3 separate regions of the Homo sapiens genome follow, and regions 1 and 2 are each linked to region 3. Evidence: chromatin contacts called from ENCODE Hi-C data. All regions are on one chromosome and are shown on one strand. Each heading gives the region's core, a stretch centred on a gene start or an enhancer-like site at or near the end of the contact. The rest is flanking DNA. Distances are from core to core; before and after follow the strand shown. Region 1 holds the start of ACSL3 (acyl-CoA synthetase long chain family member 3). Region 2 has its middle 9.4 kb from the start of MIR5703. Region 3 overlaps DOCK10 (dedicator of cytokinesis 10).

Region 1 (4,801 bases), core at 1,322-3,821, 2.1 Mb before region 3:
TTTTTTTGAGATGGAGTCTCGCTCTGTTGCCCAGGCTGGAGGGCAGTGATGCGATCTCAGCTCACTACAACCTCTGCCTCCCAGGTTCAAGCGATTCTGCCTCAGCCTCCTGAGTAGCTGGGACTCCAGGTGCGTGCCACTATGCCCAGCTAATTTTTGTAGTTTTAGTAGAGATGGGGTTTCACTATGTTGGCGAGGCTGGTCTCGAACTCCTGACCTCGTGATCTGCCTGCCTCGGCCTCCCAAAGTGCTGGGATTACAGGCTTGAGCCATCACGCTCGGCGATTTGAGATAATTGACTCCAATTCTGAAAGAAGTTTAACAGTGGGCAAAATGCTATGAAGCAGCATTACATGCTACAGAGAAATTGTGAAAGGAAGAGTCAACCTATGGTGCAAACTTCATTGTTGTCTATTTTAAGGAATTGTTACAGCCATCCCCACCTTCAGCAACCATCACCTTGATCAGTTAGCAGCCATCAACCCTGAGGTGAGACCCTCCTCCAGCAAAAAAGATTACAACTTGCTGAAGACTCAGGTGATTGCCAGCATTTTTTTTGCAATAAAGTATTTTTAAATTAAGATATGTACATTGTTTTGTTAAATATAATGCTATTGCACGCTTTATAGTATGAACATAACTTTTTTTTTTTTTTTGAGATGCAGTTCACTCTTGTTGCCCAGGCTGGAGTGCAATGGCACGATCTCGGCTCACTGCAACCTTCGCCTCCCAGGTTCAAGCGATCTCCTGTCTCAGCCTCCCGAGTAGTTGGGATTACAGGCGCATGCCACCACGCCTGGCTAATTTTTGTATTTTTAGTAGAGACAGGGTTTCATCATATTGGTCAGGCTGGTCTCGAACTCCTGACCTCAGGTGATCCGCCTGCCTTGGCTTCCTAAAGTGCTGGGATTACAGGCGTGAGCCACCGCTCCCGGCGAACATAACTTTTATATTTACTGGGAAACCAAACAATTCATGTGACTCACTTAATTTTGATATTCCCTTTAAGTGTCAGTGGTCTGGAACCAAACCCACAATGTCTCTGAAGTATCTCTATGTATTTCTACTTAGCTTGTTAAACAGCAAACAAGATGAGAATTTAGAATTTTAATTCCCAGGACCATTTTCTTTTAAATATAGGTCCATATCCATAATATATATTCCATAATATAAAGATAATGAAGAAAGATATTGTTGGAATTCTTCTAGTCTGTTTTAGGCTTATGGATAGATAAAAAGGTGCAATATTAGTTTTCTTCTCTCGGAAAAAAACCAGTATTTTCCAGAGGATTTCATGGTTCTAGAAGTACTACTTCTAAAGCCTGCTTCTCTCTGCAGAGCTGCGAATGTCTTTTCAGATAAGAAATTCTGCATTCCATTTATCTTCAGGATGTATCCTTTGATAAGATTTCAACAGATTAATGAGCAACTGAACTGCCATATTTTGAAGTGGGAGAACAGTTTGCCTGAGTCAGGTATCCATCCCTTTAGGTTCTCGATTGGCCCTTGGCCCACGGTGAGTGAGCTCTCTTTGCTTGGTGCATCATCGCTCCACCTAGTTCAAGTTCTGGCGGCTTCCTGATTTTGATTCTCTTGGGAAATGAGGCCTGCTTTAGCCTGAGGCTGGCTCAGGAAGGCAACCTTTCACCTACTTAAGGAAAAGTTCACAGGCAAACTAAACAATATGTTGGGTTAAAAAAAGAGACCAATCCTACTAGTACTGGGTGAGTGAAAATCTTCTCTCTTACAGTACATGTAGTTCTACTACCTGCACTGGATGCTTTCTTTCTTATCCTTGTTTAGTGTCTAAAACGAGAAACAATGGCAAACTCCTTAAAATACAGAACCACTGTGGATTCCTAAGAACGTTCAAAAACAATAATTTGGAGTAAACTTTATTTTTTGAAAAGAAATAGCAAATTTGCATGGTGAGTGCATTTAGAGGAAAACGGGTTATATGCTAGGTCAAGTGAGGCCAAAACAAGAGAAATGATAATGGATAAGCTTTGAGTTTTTGAGGCTCTTCTTGCCCCAGGCAGTTCCAAAAGCCATTTTATTTGGCAGGATTTGACAGCAATTTCTGCAAGAACGGGATAACTAATCCAGTTAAAAACGAAAAAGAATATGCATACTATTTCATAATTTATATTGAAATTTATACATTACAGCAATAATTGTGCGACTGTAATTTTTTTTTTTTTTTTTTTGGTGGAGGGGTGTTTTTTCCTGGAGGGACGGAGCTCCTGCAGACCCTATTGGGCTAGCCGCTCCTCCCACGTCGCTGCCGCAGATCCCCGCTCCCCTCCCCCACCCGCGGTCCGTCCCTCCTGGTCGACCCCGTTCCCGCCCCCGCCCCGCGCAGACTGCAGCCAGGTCCGGTCCGCGGCGGCTCCGCGGAATGACCCGTAGTAACCTCGCCCCGCCCCGGGCCGCCAGCGCCGCGCTCCCCGGCCCGAATTCGATAGGCCCAGCCCCGCACGCGCCACCGCTCGCGGGCCAATGGGTGGCAGCCTCTCTGCATAGGCAACGAGTGCCGGCCGGGGGTGAGCGTCCCAGGCGGTTCCGCTCAACAGACGCTGCTGTGGCTGCGCCGGGCTGCGACACTGCAGTTGTCTACGCGGCCGGGGCCGGGACGAGGAGGCGTTGGACGGGGTCGCATACGTTCGTCCCCTCGCATTGCGGCCCCGACAGCTGCGCCAGGATCCCCGGGCGGCGGCGCGGGGCGTGAACGCTCTGGGGCTCAGCCAGGCCTGCGCGGGCCCGAGGCCGGAGGAACCCGGACTCCGGCGTAGCGGTGAGTGCGGCGCCGGTTGTGGGAGCGGCGGGAGCCGGTTGGCGGCGCGGCCTCCGCGTGCGGTTCGGCTGGGCCCGAGGGGCTCCCCAGCCTCGGGGCCTGGGACCCTGTCGTCGGCGCCGCACCTGACCGCTGGGTGTGCGCGCGGGCGGCCCGCGGCACCAGGAGCAGCGGCGAGCAGGGTGGGAGGCGGCCCGCTGGGGTCCGGGAAGCGGCTGACGTGGGGCCTCGGCCCTGAGCCCACGCGAGCCGGGAGCTGCAGCGCGAACGGCGTGGGGCGGCGCTGACCAGGCAGGGAGGATGCACTGCGTGCCTCCCGGCGCTGTGGGGCGGGGTGGGGAGGCCACCCCCTTGAATTAAGAGGGCTCTGCCGCGGCCCCAGCAGTGCGGTGTCCGTGGAAGGAGACTCAGCCCTGCGATTTCGGAAAACCCTTGTTTGGCGGGGCGGGAGGGGCTGTTGCTGCGTGGGGTGAGAAGAAACTAGGTGCGTGAGGTGGGTCGACCTTGGTGATTGGTTCTGGGCACTATCGTGGTGGTGGGACTGGGATTAAGACTGTCGTTTGGGGTTTGAGAGTTGCAGCTTTGCTTTTCCCCAAGTGCGTTTTAATCATATACTGTTGATAGGTTGGGTAACTCGGGGACTGCTTACTACCAGCAGTCCTGTGGGGTAGGTGTTATCAGGCTCGTTTCACAGATGAGGAGCCCGAGGCACAGGTTTTCAAATGGTTTTCGCAGGAAGTCTGATACTAGAAAGTGTGCTCTAAGCTGCTGTATAAAAGATCCCTCGAAAATGAAAAGGCTGGAGGAATGTCTTTAAAATTATATGGAAGCTAGAAAGGCAGTAGGCTTTGTGAACGAAATTATAGCTGAAAAGAATGACAAATAGCTGACATTTATTGAGCTTTTATTACATGCCACGCACTGTTTGGAGAGCTTTATGTACAGTGTCTTCACACTGTTAACAGTCCTCTGGGGTGGGGGTTATTCCCATTTTACAGCGGGAGAAACTGCAGATTGGACGACTTAGCTTGCCTCAGATCTCAGCTAGTAAGAAGCTGGGATTCAGACAGGCCTGTGTAAATCCAGAGCTCTGAAATCTAAGCACTATATTTTGCTGCCTCTCCTTGGTGGCTGGCTGAATAGTTTCCACAGTGGATTTTAGTCTGGGTGGCCAGGAGAGTTGTAGTTTGATGATACCTTCTTTCATGTTTATCAACCTATTTTGTTTCCCCAAATTAGTTCTGAGAGTTAAGGGTGCTGATGAGTTGCTCCTGAAAGTGTATTAGAAGGGTATTATAGGGGACAGGTGGTGTGACATGGGAATCTTTTGCACAGACTTGATTTTGTTTTCTGGCATTTTTCTGGGCAGTTCCTCACACTTGGGGATGAGTAAGCCTTCTAATTGTCGCATGCGTTTTCTCTCTAGACTTTTCCTGGTTTCTCTTTTGTATAAAAATATTGGTTTTGTAGGATGACATTGGGTGTGGGGCAGAGTGGTCCATTGGACCTAAGGGTCAAGGTGACAAGTCACCTCGTATCTTTGGATCTCAGTTACTGAATTTGTAAGGCTTTAGACTCAGTGACTTAAAGCTTAAATATTCTGAGGGTCTAAAATGTTCTCCTTGAAGGAAGAAAGGAAGAATGGGAGAAATGAAGAACGCACAAATTATAAGGGGAAAATCATCCTCTGTCTGGTTTGGGGTGAGAATCAGATCTTAAAGCCTCGAGGTCTGTTTCATTTGCTTTTGTGTTTCCCTGCTGTTTGGTTCCAGTTAAGTGACTGTTTCATTCCTCATTTGATTAATTGACTCACCTAGAGCCATTTAATTTTTGTGATATGTCAGGCACCTTATTAGGTGCTGGGAATACAGCTGTGAATAGAGGGAAAAATAGACAAGAAGCAAATGGTCATACAAACGGATAGGTGGTTGCAAGTTTGATAGGTACGATGAAGGAAAAGTATTGTGTGAATGAGGATTATGAGCAAGATTGTGATGTAGATGGAAA
Region 2 (4,859 bases), core at 743-3,242, 2.5 Mb after region 3:
CTGCGACTAAGGCTGCAGAATGTTGAGTTGCTGTTCTGCGGTTTTGCCACATTCATCAAATGTGGTTATTGTCAACTAGATAAAGTATAGTACGGTGATTATGAGCACAGTTTCTGAATCAGACTGTCCAATCCTGGATCTCCCCTGGGAGCTTGAGCAAGCAACTTAATTTTTCTGTGCCTCAGTTTCTTTACCTGTAAAATAGAAATAATCCTATCACCTACTTCATAAAGTTCCTATGAGGATAAAGTGATTTAATGTATGAACAGCACTTAGAACAGTGTCTGGCAGATAGTAAGCATTCTATGTACTTGGATAGTAATAGCATTCCAAATATTACTTATCCAATCCATAGTATTGGATATGTAAAAGCATAGAAAAAAGGTCTGGAAAGGTAACGATGTGCTGCGACTGCTGGACGAGGCGATGTGAATGGGAGAGTGTGAGCTGTGGGCTGGGGAACTTTTGGCTTTACTGGCTGTGTTAGCTTCCCAGGGCTTCTGTAACAAACTGTCACAAGCTAGGTGGTTGAAAATAACAGGGATTTATGCTCACAATTCTTTATGCTACAGGTGAGGAATCAAGGAATCAGCAGGTCCAAAGGCTCTAGGGAAGAATCCTTCCTTGCCTCTTCCAGTTTCTGGTGGTCCTAGGTGTTCCTCGGCTCGTGGCAGCATGACTCCCACCTCTGCCTCCATCATCACATGGCCTTCCTCCCCGTATGTCTGTATGTGTCCTCTCTTCTTCTCATAGAGACACTAGTCATTGGATTTAGGGCCCACTCTAAATCAGAATGATTTCATCTTGAGTTCTCCAATGAATCACATCTTCAAAGGTCCTATTTCTAAATAAGGTCACATCCTGAGGTTCTGGTTGAATGTGAAGTTTTAGGAGATGCTTCAACTCACTATACCAGCATTGTTTTGTTTTGTTTTGCTTTCTTTTAAAAATGAGATTATATTCATGTATTACTTAGGATTTTTTTTTTTTTTTTTTTTTTTTTGAGACAGAGTTTCACTCTGTTGCCCAGGCTGGAGTGCAATGGTGCAGTCTCGGCTCACCGCAAACTCTGCCTCCCGGGTTCAAGCAATTCTCCTGCCTCAGCCTCCCGAGTAGCTGGGATTACAAGTGTGCGCCACCATGCCTGGCTAATTTTGTATTTTTAGTAGAGATGGGTTTCTCCATGTTGGTCAGGCTGGTCTCGAACCCCCAGTCTTGGGTGATCCACCCACCTCAGCCTCCCAAAGAGCTGGGATTACAGGCATGAGCCACTGTGCCTGGCCCTACTTAGGATATTAAACAACAAAATGAAACAAGAAAATATATATATAAAATATAATATACATTATACTATGGGAAGCTAATGTATACATGTATACACTTGCTTATTCTGTCTAGGTTGTAGAGGAGGTTGTTGATGGGAAAAGAGGGAAATACAATGATTGCTAACACTTGTAGAATGCTTACTATCTGCCAGACATTGTTTTAAGTGCTTTTCGTATATTAAATCACTTAATCCTCATTGGAACCTTATGAAGTAGGTGGTATGATCATTTCTATTTTATAGGTGAAGAAACTGAAGCACAGAAAAGTTAAGTTGCTTGCTCAAGCTCCCAGGGGAGATCCAGGCTTGGACAGTCTGATTCAGAAACTTTGCTGATACCACCATGCTGTACTGTCCTTCATGTATGGGCACACATAGGCGATACAGGTCTGAGTCAAGAAAATTTGACATCACTTCCTAAACACACACACTCTCCTTTTTCTCCCCAAATAAAGCATCTATAAATGAATGTTGTTTCTGTGGTTAGATGTGTTTGGAGAATTTTATCTGCAGAATCTTCCAAACTGAACATTGTCTGATATTTACTTAGAAGAAATAAAAACTTCCATGAACTGAGTGAAAAATAGTTGTTCATGTATATCACTGATTGCTGTTCAGATCACTTAGAGCACAATGGATTTCAACCAGTCAAAGTGCAGCAATGCTCTGAGCAAAGGGTAGCCGCACACAAGGTGGTTCACTTAACGGCAGCTTCTGGCAAATTGCAGCTAAACTGCAGTTCCAGTTGACTTGGTAACTTACAAACAGCACACGCTGAATGGAAAAGGAATTGGTATACCATATTTAAAACAATGAGAATAATGATAGCAGTGCTTCCATTAATGCCAGATGCTGTGCTGAGTACATTTTCTTACTCTGTTCTTACTGTAACCTTCTGAATCATTAATGCCCCAGAGGTGGGGTGGTGACTAATGATAAACTGATAAGGGTATCCTTATGGTAAAAATGGCCATGACCTTGTTCCTGTAAAGTTGCTCCAGGGACTTCCCCACTCATAAGCGGACTTGGAATTTTCGCCGTAAGTCCTTTGCTATAAGTTCTACGCACATTCAACAGGGACACCTCTGTGTAGCAAGTTACCTAAATGAATATTCAGGCTGTTTTCACTCTGGGAACTTGGTATGTGTAAATTTTCAGGTAATTTCCCTCATTTGAATAACTTCTTGAGTGAAAACAGGTCCTTCAAGTGCACATCCTGGAGCCCCGGGGCTGGCATAGCATCCTTATAAAGCAGAAACCTCAGGCTAACAGAGCCCAGTTATGTCCTGGGATGTTTGTATTCCTAGAGCCCAGCTCGAGACCAGGAAGTGCCTCCTAGGTTTTCCTGTTTCCATGTGGCCTTGGTTTGGATTCACAAGAAAAGGATTCAACAGAGTACAGTGCTGACTGTACCGGTTAAATTATGGCCTCTAAAGTCCAACCACTGGCCTTCCAATCCCAGCTCCATCACTTCCCAGCTATGTGACCTTGGCAAGCCCTCAACTCGGGAGCCTTAGTTTCTTCATCTGTAAAATGGATATAACAATAAAATCTATGTCCAAAGGCTGCTGTGAGTATTAACTGGGTGCTTAGTCAACCGGGAAACATTAGTCACTGGTATTGGGGGATCAACGGTGGAGCTCTATGCAATCGATTCTCTTCTCAGGGGATGGGGTATGATGGCAACATCAGTCAACTGGGCTCAAGGGAATTACTTTGCACTCAGTTCAGCACATGCTGTCTAATGAGCCATTGCCTATCTGCCAGCATTTGTTGAGAAATACAAAAAGAAAGAGAGGAGGTTTTTTTAGAGACCCACTTTTAAAATACCCCCATCTGACCCCTTCAAAATGGAGGGCTGATGGGTAGCGTCCATTTTCCTTTTCTGTAGGCCCAGCAAGCCCCACTAATGTTTCTTTTCTGATAACTAAAGCAGGTTTCTCTCCCCACAGGGGCCTCTTTCTTTCCCCTGAACCAGAAGGGAAGATCCCCTTTCTCTTTTCAGTAATGGGCAAGAACAAAGTTCCATTGACAACGTGAATGGAGCATTTCTTACCCTGGACTCTCTTCGCACTGCAGAGGCAGGGACCTTTTCTCTCCCGCTTGGCTTCTGAAGATTATGATTCAAGTCCTCTACAGGCGACTAGGGCAGCCCAGGAATCCTGATTCTGGCACGAACTGACCAAGGGAGGGAGGCTGCTTGGTTGCAGAGCCTCCATGCACAGAAGTCCACTTACCTGTGACTTCTGATATGTGCAACCCCGAGAATTTCCCCTGCTTCGCCTACTCTGGGCCTCCCCTAACCACCCAGTAGCATCCTCTCCTTTCACATGCTATTACCTTACCCTGCTTCATTTTCCTTTAGAGCACTTAGCATCACCTGGTCCATTATATTAATTTGTTTGTCTGTTCTCCCTCCCAACGGAACATAAACCCCAGGAAAGTAGATGTTGTCTTGTTCATTGCTGAATCCCCAGTGTCTGGCACAGTGCCTGGTAAAGAGTAGATACTCAGTAAATATTCACTGAATGAATGAAGAAAGGCAGGCTGAAAGCTACTTCTGGTTTCCCTCTAAAATAAAAAAAAAATGTCTTTCTGATAAATGGATAACTAAAGTCAGGTTGCAATGGTTTTGGGCTTTTAGAATGGCCTGAGTTTGGATCAGTCAATCAACTGATGCAATTTATGAGCGATCTTTTATAGCCCAGCAAAGTAGAGACACAGAAGGATATGACCTGGTCCCTGCTCTCTGAGTGCACAAAATTCAGCTCACAAATGACAGTGGAAAATGAACCGAGGTAAAAGAAAAAGTCTCCAACAACACGGACAGCTGGAGGGCAGGTCTGCAGTTTCTCTGTTTTTCCTGGCATCTCTAAGGAAAGAGAAGCCAGGTATCCACCTGTCAGTGCCACAGCCACTGGTGGTAAGGGATGTGTGCCATTCAGGTGTCTAGCTTCTACATCCCTGGTGCTCTCTGTAGAGTATGCCCAGAAACCACACTGGTATTTCCAGGAAGTATACACCAAGTGCTGTTCTCTGTAGGTTTTGCCCCTTCTTTCTTTTCTATCATGCTACTTCTTACAAATTAAAAAGCAAGTCAGGAAGCAATGTTAAAAATAATCAAACCACAGCTAAAGGAAGGTACCTTCAAAAGAAGAAACGGGGGAAAAAAATTGAGTCGACTATTATTCCACAGTGCTTTATACTTGAGGCCCTGTGATTATTCACTCTGTGAAACCCAGTGGAACCTGGGGGAGTTAATGGGGCCAATGTTACTTTTCTTTTGCATTACTTATGTGGGCTGTAAAAATGAGCTTTGGCTCCATGGCCAAAAGCGGAAAATGTCACACCATGGGGAGCGAAGAATGTGAATCAAAATGCAAAACCTACAGCTCCAGTTTTCCTACATTGTAAATGCTTATTGCTATCAGGTAACTCCTCTCCGTAATCCAAAGCAGCTCCGGGCACCGCAGGGGCAGGGGAAGGGAAGATCTGAAGACTCTAAGTATGGACAGTATTGAGGCCAGACACAGTT
Region 3 (4,449 bases), core at 1,285-3,784:
ACATCAACCCTGGAAAAGAACATTACTGCTCTTTTTTTTTTTTTTTAGATGAGTAAGCTTGGATTTTGAAGACTTCAACAACTTGGCTGCAAGTTGATGGGAGAATTGACATTCTAACCCAGCTCAGTTTGAAGCCTATAGTCCACTCCACTCCACTCTACCAGCAAAGAACATAGCCTTGCAAAACAGAGAACAGAAAACAGAAATGCTTTTTCTTCACTCCCTGTTGGGAGGATTCTGGAATAGAGCTGTGATTTGGCATACTATTTCTGCTCCACTTTTGAGTTTCTGCAGCAAACGGCAAGAGAAGGCTGGGGCTGGTATAATAAGGTCACCAGGCACCTCAGGGGAACAAAGTGGTAGCGAAAGAGGACCAGGCCGGGCCTGGTGGCTCAGGCCGGGTGTGGTAGCTCACGTCTGTAATCCCAGAACGTTGGAAGGCCAAGGTGGGTGGATCACCTGAGGTCAGGAGTGCGAGACCAGCCTGGCCAACATGGTGAAACCCCGTCTCTACTAAAAATACAAAAATTAGCCAGGCGTGGTGGCATGCGCCTGCAATCCCAGCTACTCGAGAGACCGAGGCAGGAGAATCTCTTGAACCCGGGAGGCAGAGGTTGCAGTGAGCTGAGATCTCATCACTGTAATCCAGCCTGGGCAACAGACTGAGCCTCCATCTCAAAAAAAAAAAAAAAAAGTTTATAGGAGGGAAAGAAAATGAAAAGGTAGATTTAAGGAACCATATAATGAATGTTATTAGTGTGTATGTCAACATCCACAATGACAATTGCCACCAATTGAGGGAATCTTTACAATCAAAAAGTTTTGTACCACGGCCACCTTCCAGGAAATAAAGGGTTGCTGGGATCATGACCCTCCTTCCTGTCCCTGTTGCTACTCTTCTTCTCTAGCAAATGGTCCAGCCCATGCTCAGAAGCTTGGCTCACTTCTGGTTTAACTCTTCTCCCTCCCTTCGCAGTCAGCTGCTAGGGAAAGGAAGACCATTCTTAGTTAAATTACAGGTACCCCTCCCATTTCCATTTTGGAAGCAGCTTCTCTGCAGCTCCCTGACACATGAGCTAACTGTTCAGTGTTGCAGCTCACACCCAGGTCCTCTGATCTGTGTTCACCTGGATTCTTAGGCAGACCAAGTTTCAAATCTCACATCTCCATTTCTTGGATTGAATTCACATCCCCCGGTTACTCCTGCTTCTTTGCATTCTTCAACCTGTCCATTTCCAACATTCATTCCTGCTTTCCTTTGTGTTTCAACCCTGATTCAGCCTTGTTTCATTGTTCCTAGAACCAAAATCCTGGCTCCTGGAACCCCATCCATTGCTTCTTTCAGCTAACTGGCTCGTTTCACAACAGCCTAAATAAGCAACGCCCTATGAATGGTTGTACAAAACAAAGAGATAGCACCTAACGAAGCACAGATCACCAGTAAGGGAGGCTTCTCACATTAGCATGGAAGATTCAAGAAGAAAAAACTGACTTGAACAATAATAGTACAACACAATATAAAATAATGTATATTAGAGATATGTTAAAGCTATTCAGATTATATCCTCTACTTATAGTTTTCATTTTTATTTTCCTATTAAAGTGCTAATAGGTACTTTAAAGATAAGAGGATGAATTTTCATGGGTATCCAGTTTTCCAAATATTTTGAAATCCTGCAGATTAATGACCCATAAACCAGTAACAACTTAAAAACAACAAATCACATTTATTTAAATATGTTCATATATTTTTATGACTGTGCAGATGATTGATATAGTAATTCAACTTAAGTCTGTTTTTAATCTTTCTAAATTAGGACACATAATTTAGGAAGGAAATGATCTCTTTATTGACTTCCTTTGCACTAGAGATCATACTGAAGAATTTTAGTTAAAAAAAGAATAAAATAAAAATAGAAAGGCAGTTAAAAAGAAAACCATCAACTGCAGACCACCACACACATTTCAAAAATTAAGGGAAGAAGTTCTACTTGATGATCTAACATGACAATTTCACTTTTCCTTAAGCTTTTTTCATAACACAACTTCAGTCTCTCAATTGTATGTTGTTTGTGATAAGTGGCATTTCTCAGACAATACACTTGAAAATTAGATTAATAAGGGAAACTTTCAAAACAACTAAAAATTCTACATAAAATATACAGCTTCAAATAGCATTTGAAAAAAACCCAGAATATACAGACTAGTCCATCTGGGTCAAGAGGGTATAAAATCTGGGTTGCATAATTCTTAGGAAGTCACAGAGCTCTGGATAGGTATTTGAGATTACTGTAAAATTAAACCATTTCTAAATTTTCTTTCGATTCAGAAATGACTTGAGTTCAAGATCTACATAATCATCACAAAAACAGATATGATAAGTATCTGCAACGATCACTTTTTTCTTCTTTCACTACAATTTATGAGTATATCCAAAAATTTAAAAGAAGTTATTGCTTTCTTCTTTAACTTTAGGTCTCATCTTTATTTGTTGGGCATTTTGTCAACTGAATTGCTCCTTCCCTCATCACTATTCAAATGAATAGGCTCTGAAGCCAGTCTAGGGATGTTGGTTTAAGATTTTTTTTTCTTTTCTTTTTTTTTTTTTTTTTTTTGAGTCAGAGTCTTGCTCTGTTTCCCAGGCTGGGGTGCAGTGGCACGATCTCGGCTCACTGCAACCTCTGCTTCCTGGGTTCAAGTGATTCTTCTGCCTTAGCCTCCCGAGTAGCTGGGACTACAGGCACGTGCCACCACGGCCGGCTAATTTTTTGTATTTTTAGTCGAGATGGGGTTTCACCGTGTTAGTCAGGATGGTCTCCATCTCCTGACCTTGTGATCCACTTGCCTTGGCCTCCCAAAGTGCTGGGATTACAGGCATAAGCCATCATGCCCGGCCGGTTTAGATTTTAGAAAGCTTAGATGAATGTGCTGGGCACGGTACAATGAGGCTGTGAGTGGGTTTCAGCTAAACTCTGCTTAGACTGGGTAGAAAAAAAACCATGGTATTTCTGAAATAAACTGTATTGACACATAGAAAGATCTGGGACCCCAAGCACTCAGCTTAATGCAGTTCAGAAGTCTGTCTCCTAGGTGGTTCTGTTACCAAAAAAAGATTCCCAGGAGAAAAGCGTGACCTGTAGTCCAGTGACTTCGACTGCTGAAGGCACTAGAAAGACAATTTCAGTGTCCCTTTTCCCTTGTCCTTGGAAATGGAAATATTTTACTTAGTTTTAATAACACTACACAACACTTGTAACTTTGGCAACACTTGTAACTTGTAACTGTTCAAGTTACACAACACAACACTTGTAACTGTTCAGAATGCACAGTACCAAACTGAATTCTAATAAGCAATCTTAACGCAGGATAGGTATTATTATAAGCATTTTACAGAAGAGGAAACTGAGGTTCAGAGTGATTTAAGTAACTTGCCCAAGGTCATATAGATGGCAGGTGAGAGCGGCAGGGAGAACGACTTCCTCAGGATATCTGTTTCAAATCCTAGTGCTCTAATTACTCGTTGCACTTTCTTGGATTCCAAAATGAAAAGCACATCTCAGGATAATACTTAAGGATGGATCAAACAATCCTGTACTCAATACAAGAGACAACCTGTGAAAGTAGATATGCCTATCTTAGGCAGACCAAAAGCAGGCAACTGTAGCACGGACATCCCCAGTGCCTTCTGTCGTCGAAGAAAGCTAATCACTGTATGAATGATCTTAATTAAATTTGAATGCATTGCTAACTGAATGCTGTGGGAAAATACCGCGTCCTTACTGGCCGCTCTTCCCATAGTACTCAGTAGCAATACATTCAAATTCAATTAAGATAATTCATAGAGTGATTAGCTTCATTATATGGTGAGACTCTGGGGACTGTCCTCTTGCCAACACTGTATGAGTGGTCTCGGTAAGATAGACACGTTCTTCTGTGCATTTTCTCTTTTAGTGGACACAAGAAATAACTCTCAGGGTGACATAATCCATGCTACTTCTAAATTCCATTGAGATAAATACAGCAGGGAAATTATGTTTTGGGGACAAGACTCAAGTTAAAAATAATCTCAAACCAGGCAATATTTTGAAACAGTTATTCTCCTTAACAGGCTGACAAGGCTCTTTTGGAGTCAGTAGGGAAGATATATCTGACCAGTGGGGAGGAAGTGGTTAGGTCCAGGCTCTTATTTCTGACCAATGGGGAGAAAGAGGTCAGGTCCAGGACTCTGCATATTCCAGTTATGAAATACCCAGTGGAAAGATTAGAGCTACATTTAATGTGAACAAGGGTAGGGGCTCAACTGCATGTATTCACCAATGGCAGACACACACTCCTGAGATAGAAACTGAACAAACAACAACACAGTACCAACCCTCTGAGCAGACCTCTAATAAACTCTATTCATATCAAGTTACCGTCAACTAATTGTTAGTATAAAGAGGGCCTCTA

The links. A loop is a pair of places that touch in the nucleus more often than their neighbours do. Pooled maps may share reads with other maps.
Region 1: a loop to region 3 is called in a pooled map, with 2.5 times the contacts of the local background. The contact joins the promoter of ACSL3 here to the enhancer-like site in region 3. A Hi-C loop is called at or near these places in 3 of 50 pooled maps.
Region 2: a pooled map shows a loop between it and region 3 (5-fold over the local background). The contact joins two enhancer-like sites. A Hi-C loop is called at or near these places in 8 of 50 pooled maps.

Annotation. Positions count from the first base shown.
Region 1 is chr2:222,858,465-222,863,265 of GRCh38, forward strand. ACSL3 (acyl-CoA synthetase long chain family member 3) reads left to right here and starts at 2,572. Exons shown (of 17, transcript NM_004457.5): 1 at 2,572-2,794. RefSeq lists an enhancer at 2,287-2,581 and silencers at 2,298-2,627, 2,698-3,067.
Region 2 is chr2:227,460,264-227,465,122 of GRCh38, forward strand. No RefSeq gene overlaps it. Among named protein-coding and RNA genes, the nearest start is that of MIR5703, 9.4 kb to the right of the region's middle. RefSeq lists enhancers at 56-145, 2,408-2,467, 3,368-3,427. Within about 2 kb of position 1,993, at least 3 of the 41 ENCODE cell types and tissues checked have a DNase peak (open chromatin) inside an H3K27ac peak, as active enhancers do.
Region 3 is chr2:224,941,167-224,945,615 of GRCh38, forward strand. The region is part of intron 1 of DOCK10 (dedicator of cytokinesis 10); the gene reads right to left. It overlaps LOC124906121 (a long non-coding RNA gene), which reads left to right. Exons shown (of 3, transcript XR_007088106.1): 3 at 49-118. Among named protein-coding and RNA genes, the nearest start is that of MIR4439, 67 kb to the right of the region's middle. RefSeq lists an enhancer at 2,816-2,945. Within about 2 kb of position 2,535, at least 3 of the 41 ENCODE cell types and tissues checked have a DNase peak (open chromatin) inside an H3K27ac peak, as active enhancers do.